Linked DNA regions of Homo sapiens: region 1 is linked to region 2. A link is a contact called in ENCODE Hi-C or POLR2A ChIA-PET data. All regions are on one chromosome and are shown on one strand. Each heading gives the region's core, a stretch centred on a gene start or an enhancer-like site at or near the end of the contact. The rest is flanking DNA. Distances are from core to core; before and after follow the strand shown.

Region 1 (2,967 bases), core at 174-2,673, 43 kb before region 2:
GCTGAGACCTCAACACTTGTTGGAACCTGCCTGCAGGAACTACACGCTCTGCTAGGAGCTGAACACTCATCGAGACACTCTGGCTGCAGAAAGGAGCTACCCATGGCAGGTCTCCTCTGAGCTGCGCTATTGCTCAGTAAAGCTCCTCTTCCTTTTGCTCACCCTCCACTTGTCTGCATACTTCATTATTCTGGATTGCAGGACAAGAACTCAGGACCTGATGAATGGCAAGGCTAAAGAGCTGTAACACAAACAGGGCTGAGATATGTCCCTTGCTCGCCATGCCACAGGCAAAGAGGAGAGAGGAGCTGCAGCCCTTCAGGGAGCTCAGGCCTGGGTGCTCCCTGAGCCAGACCTATGACTCCCTCCTTGGGTCCCTGTGGTTCCTGGCATCTCCAAGCTTCCAGGTGCCACTATGTTCCCAGTGCCAGCTGTGGATGCTGCTTGCAATGCACCTGGTCCAACCACAGACTCACAGAAAGCTGGCACTGGTGCTGGCACCTGGAGCTGCCTGCCCCACTGCAGCAGCCACACAGAGGTTTCCGGCCAGAAAAGTGACACCCCAAAGATCCCGTAGCACTAATACACCAACTCAAATTTGAAGAAGAATATTAAGAAAGCCTTGTCTTTTTAGAGACGATGGCTTATTATAAAGTGTAGTGATTCAAGGAGGATGTTCAAAAAATGGAAGAGAGAACCTCTGAACGCACCCACTTATAAATGGGCACTTCGAACGTGGAAGACGTCAGCATTTACAGAGCAACCTATTTAATAAAGAAATGGTGCTAGGCTAACTGGCTCTTCACACAGAAGAGATAAAATGCTATTCCTACCTCACACCAAACATAACGTACATTTCAGATGACCCAAAGCCCTGAATGGGAAAGAGCAAAATTTAAAATTTTTAGAAGAAAGTAATTATTCATGACATTGGGGGTACAGAAGTCTTAAAACAAAAACAAAAACAAACTAGATACAAAATTGAAATAATAAAATAAAAAATTAATAGTTAAGACTACATCTGTATTGAGCATATACTATGTATCAAGCATGATCTGCTCCACACTGCCACCAGAGCCACACATCTGACCACACCTGTGCCTGATTGAAGCCTTCTGAGCAGGGTGGTGCCCAGCCCACCAGGGGCAATGCAGGCCTACTTCTAGAGCAAAGGTTCCCACCCTCTCCTGAAGGCATCACACCCCACACACCTTCATTGCTTTCCGGCATTCCTTAAATACAACACCCTCTTTCGTGTCTCTAAGCCTTTGCACCTGCTCTTCCTTCTGCCTGGAGTGCATTCTCTTATTCACCACCTGGACAACTCCAGTGCATCCTTAAACGCCCAGCTCAGGTATCATGTCCCCAGGAAAGCATGCTGGCTTGCTGCGGGACTACTGCCTGCAGGACAACAGGCAATGTTGCAGTTCTCTCATCTCCACAAGCACTTACCTGGTGCTGTTCATTATGAAGTCTTTGCTGCTGCTTCCATTATGAGGGAGGTCCCTGGGGGTGAGGTGGGATGATGCATAACGTGATAGTTGAGTGTTGGCTCTGGAGACAGACAGTCCTGGGGAGAAATTCCAGATCTGCCATATTCTTGACAATGACCTTAAGCTTTCTGAGCATTTGTTTCTGTAGAGTGGGGCAGCAGGCCCACCTCCCAGGGGTGTTGTGAAGGTGAGATGAGATGACATGCGATGTGTTCATACCTGAGTTTGGGCTGATCTGAAAGCAGACCCTGCAACTCACACTAGGATGTGAGTTGCAGGTAGTTCATTTATGATCCCAAGGAGTACCTGTAAGGGGGTGGGGAAGAAACCAGGGAGGAATATGCATTAGCCAGCAAGTTATAGCTGTGGGCAACCGGGGCTCCATCCCACTGGGGACCCTGGGAAGACAGCGTAGAACACACCTGAGTGACCCCAGCTGAGCGGGGAGGGAGCTGAGTGTGTATTCCTCGGCTCTGTTCCAACATTGCTTGAGGGTCACTCCTAGGTGTGTGCTAACTCCCAGGACTCTGGCTTGCCCCCAACCACTGACCAGAGAACATTGTTGTGGGGCAGGGGGAGTTGCAGGTGCTGTGGTTGGAAGCTTTCCCATGGGCATGAGCCACAGGAATAACCAAGGCACGCGGGCGGCACTGCCATCTGCTGCAACCACGCATGCACCTGTGCGCAGTCACCAGAAGTTGCCCATTTGTTTTCTCATTTGTTTCCACAACCATCCTGGGAAAGGCATTCTGCCCATTTACAGATCAGGAGACTGAGGTCCAGAGAGGTTACCTAAGAAGACATTTGTTGAATAAATGAATCAATGAACAAGTGAACGCACAGACCTCTCTGAAGTGGTGAATTAAGTCAATCTGAGAAGATGAGAATCCAAGAGTCCCGATTCCCAGCTGAGGCTTGCATTCTCTCCCCTCATGCCCAGCTATCTCTGCACAGTGCTCTGCCGTCTCGAATCCCTTTCCACTCAGTAATCACTGAGCCAGTGGTGACTCCATGTTCAGGCTCAGGGGGGAAGCCCACTGGTGTAGGAGATTTGAGTTCTGGTCCTGGCTGTGTCTTCATCTGCGCTATGATGTTGGGTATGTCCTGGCCCCACTCTGGGCTCAGTTTTTCCATCTGTTAAATGGGAATGGGTGGATGTTAGATCAGCTAAGTCCCCCAGGCTGTTGGAACAGTGGGGAGGCTTTGGGTTGGGTTGCCCAGACTTGCCAGGTCTGGCATGGGAGATGGAGGGAACTGATGTGTCCCCTCTGCCCAGCATCCTGCTTGACAGGGCTGGCAGCTCAGTGGTTACAGCATCTCCTGATTTGGCCACACCTGGCTCTGAGGTCAGATTTTGGCCTGATGCAACGCTGGTGGCAGGCTTCACTCCGCAGACACACACTTCTGACGCTGGCCATGTTTGAGTCCTGACTTGGGCCTATTTGCTCTTTGACCCTGGTGATGGATGAAGTCC
Region 2 (3,163 bases), core at 265-2,764:
CCGAGTTGTGACAACCGAAAATGTCTCCAGACATTGACAAATGTTCCCCTAAGAGACAAAATCACCTAGGGTTGAGAACCATTGCCCTGAAGGAAGCTGAGGCTGAGAGATGAAGACACTTGCCCAAGGCCACACAGATGTAAATATCAAGGCTGGGACTGCTGGACTTCCCACGGAGCCAGGTGGCTGCTCCCGGCGTGGGCAGTCAGGGCATCCAGACAGCAACCCTCGCTCTGCCTCCGATGCACCATGTATCCTAGGCAAGCCATGCTCCGACTCTAGGCCCCAATTTCTTCATCTCTACAGCGTGAGCTTAGATTTGACAAACTCTGAGGCCCCTTGTGTTTCACTGTTCTGCCTTCCCAGGGACTAGGGCAGGGTCAGCCCAGCTGGTATGGGTGGGGAGGTAGGGTGTGGCACAGACCAGAGGCAGGGAAGTTAGAGGGCTGGGCAGGGGGAAGGGAGGGTGCTGGGCTGCAAGTGCCACCATCACGTCTGCCCACAGGGCACACCTTGTCTGAGCACAGGCAGGTTCTGAGCTGCCCACAGTGGGTCCCTTCAAAGGAGCAACAGAAAGGGGCTGAGCAGAGGGAATAAGAATACAGGGGATGGCGTGGCGACACCGCCCTCCAGGAAGCCTCAGCCTGTCTCTGTGGCCATCCCCATCTCTCCTTCCTTTGACCCTTGTCTGCAGGTCTTTGCACTTAATGAATGCTCAAGAAATAGTTTTTTGAGGCCGGGCGCGGTGGCTCACGCCTGTAATCCCAGCACTGTGGAAGGCTGAGGCGGGTGGATCATGAGGTCAGGAGATCGAGACCATCCTGGCTAACAAGGTGAAACCCCGTCTCTACTAAAAATACAAAAAATTAGCCGGGCGCAGTGGCGGGCGCCTGTAGTCCCAGCTACTCGGGAGGCTGAGGCAGGAGAATGGCGTGAACCTGGGAAGCGGAGCTTGCAGTGAGCCGAGATTGCGCCACTGCAGTCCGCAGTCCGGCCTGGGCGACAGAGCGAGACTCCGTCTCAAAAAAAAAAAAAAAAAAAAAAAAAAGAAATAGTTTTTTGAATAAATGAATGAATGAATGAATGTCCACCCAGATCCCGCCACAGCTGTGCAGAAACCAAGCTCTCAGACACTCTTGACTCTCCCAGGCCTGTAGTTGAACCATCACCCCCACCTCTGCTCCTGCCTCCCCACAGCCCTTCCTCCTCTCAAGCCCCTGCTGGGCCTGGCACATCGGCCATGCCAGGGCTGCCGTAGGGGAGGGGATATTCCCCCTAATGCAGGGTCAGTATCTCTAGTATCTCTCCCCTCGGCAGAGAGCAGCTGGCACCTAAGCTGGGGGATGCCTGGCAAGGCCTGCCTGGCTCCTGTGGGGAGACTCGGAGCCCCCAAGCTCCCTCCTCTCCCGCCCCCCACACTGTGGTTTGCTCACAGAGGAAGCAGCAGCTGGGCCCGAACACAAGGCCTAGAGACGTGCTTGCTGGGGCCGTGTGGAAAGTTACAGCCGCCACCACTGAGGTCTTTGAAGACCAAACTGTTTGTGTTCCCCACAGCTATTTGTGGCCACCGCGCCCACCCCCTACCTCCCGCTCTGACTTAGAGCTGGAGACTGAGCAGAGTTCAGAGGGCTGCGGCCATCCCTCCGCCAACCCGGAACCCAGCCAGGCCATAACCCAGCCCACCAAGCCGGCCTACCCCAACAGACAAGCCAACCAACCCAATCTGTCTAAGCCAGTCCAGTTCTAGAAACCCAAGTGACCTATCTCATCCCACTAGCTCTACCCAACTAACCCTGCCCAAGCCAACCCAAATCAGTCACCCAAGCAACAAACCCAACCCAAGGAATGGGCTCAACCCATCTAACCAAACCTAACCGCCCACCCCAACCCAAGGAGCCCTGCCCCACTACCTATCCAGCCTAATCAACTGATTAGCCCAACTCAACTGAACCAGCCCAATTGGCCAATCCAACTCAACTCAGCAGCCTAACACAACTAACTTGCTGAATGCAACTAACCAGACAACTCCAGTTAAACCAGCCCAAACCAACCCAACTGAACTAACCCAAACAAAGCCAACCCCAAAACCCAGTTCAACTAGGCCAAACCAACTCAATTTACCCAGCTCAAACCAACCTGGCTCTCTCAGTCCAAATAACCCAACCCAATTCAACCACACAGGTCATTTCACCTAACCAGGACAACCCAACTAATCCAGCCCCACTCTACTAACAAGCCCAATCTAACTAGCTCAGTTTAATCCAGTTGAACCCAGATAACTCTGCCTAACCATCCTGGGTGGTTGGGCCTAACTCAACTTAAATCCACCACATTTAAGATAAATCCTCCTAATCCAGCTCACTCCTTTTAACCCAACCCAGTCCCAAACAAACTACCCCCGCTCTCCCTACAAAGGGCACCCCAGCAGGTTCCAACACCCATACTATTGTTGTGCTGCTACCTTTCTTTATTAAAGAGCCCCTGGGGAAAGATGGGGACAACTCTGCCCCTGCCCTCAGGGACCCCACAGTCTCTCAGAGTTTGGGAGAGGACGCCAGCCTCCATGGAGCAAACCCTCCCTTGTGGGGGTCACCTGGAATCTGAGCCAGGCCTGCAGCGGGAGTGGCTGTAGCCAGTGCTGTGGGAGCTCTAAAGGGGGCACACCTGGTCCCATGGCTGACATGACACGTGTGCGGGTCTTGAAGCATTATTTTGACCAAGGGAAAAGGATGGGAAAGCACTGTAGGCAGAGGGAAGGACAGGTACTGGGCCTGCAGGTGGGGAAGCCCTGGGCCCACTTGACAACAGGAACAGTGTGCTGGGGCTGGAAGCTGGAGGCCCAGGAAGGACCACTAGGAGGAGGCTGGGGGGCCTCGAATGTTACCTGAAGGACTGGATCTCCGTGTCTTGGGCACCGGGGAACCAGGAATTTTGCTGAGCAGGGCAGGAGCTGATCAGACATGTGCTTTTGATGGCTCATCTTAAAGGAGAGAGTGGAACAGGGGAGAGAAGGGCCAGCCTGGGCCAGGAGGCCAGGCAGCAGGTGAGACACAGGAGGAGGGCCAAGAAGGGAGGAGCAGCATGGAGGGGGGAAGATGGGGGGAGCAGAGAGACAGAGAGGAGGGAATGTGAGAATATCAGCCTGGAAGGGCCTTTCTACCCT

The links. Hi-C counts contacts between places; a loop is a spot of excess contacts on that map. ChIA-PET counts read pairs that join two places held with the same protein, here RNA polymerase II (POLR2A). Pooled maps may share reads with other maps.
Region 1: a map of PC-9 shows a loop between it and region 2 (13-fold over the local background). The contact joins the promoter of LINC02793 here to the enhancer-like site in region 2. A Hi-C loop is called at or near these places in 16 of 168 maps with a recorded cell type or tissue (B cell, CD14-positive monocyte, CD4-positive, alpha-beta T cell and 11 more), 3 of 37 single-sample maps with no recorded cell type and 13 of 50 pooled maps. POLR2A ChIA-PET finds 5 or more read pairs at or near these places in 15 of 52 experiments (CD4-positive, alpha-beta memory T cell, CD8-positive, alpha-beta T cell, CD8-positive, alpha-beta memory T cell and 10 more).

Annotation. Positions count from the first base shown.
Region 1 is chr1:25,039,623-25,042,589 of GRCh38, reverse strand. LINC02793 (long intergenic non-protein coding RNA 2793) reads right to left here and starts at 1,423. Exons shown (of 3, transcript XR_947090.3): 1 at 1,212-1,423.
Region 2 is chr1:24,996,087-24,999,249 of GRCh38, reverse strand. No RefSeq gene overlaps it. Among named protein-coding and RNA genes, the nearest start is that of MIR4425, 26 kb to the left of the region's middle. RefSeq lists an enhancer at 1,297-1,526. Within about 2 kb of position 1,514, at least 4 of the 41 ENCODE cell types and tissues checked have a DNase peak (open chromatin) inside an H3K27ac peak, as active enhancers do; they include CD8-positive, alpha-beta T cell and natural killer cell, where a contact is called at or near this core.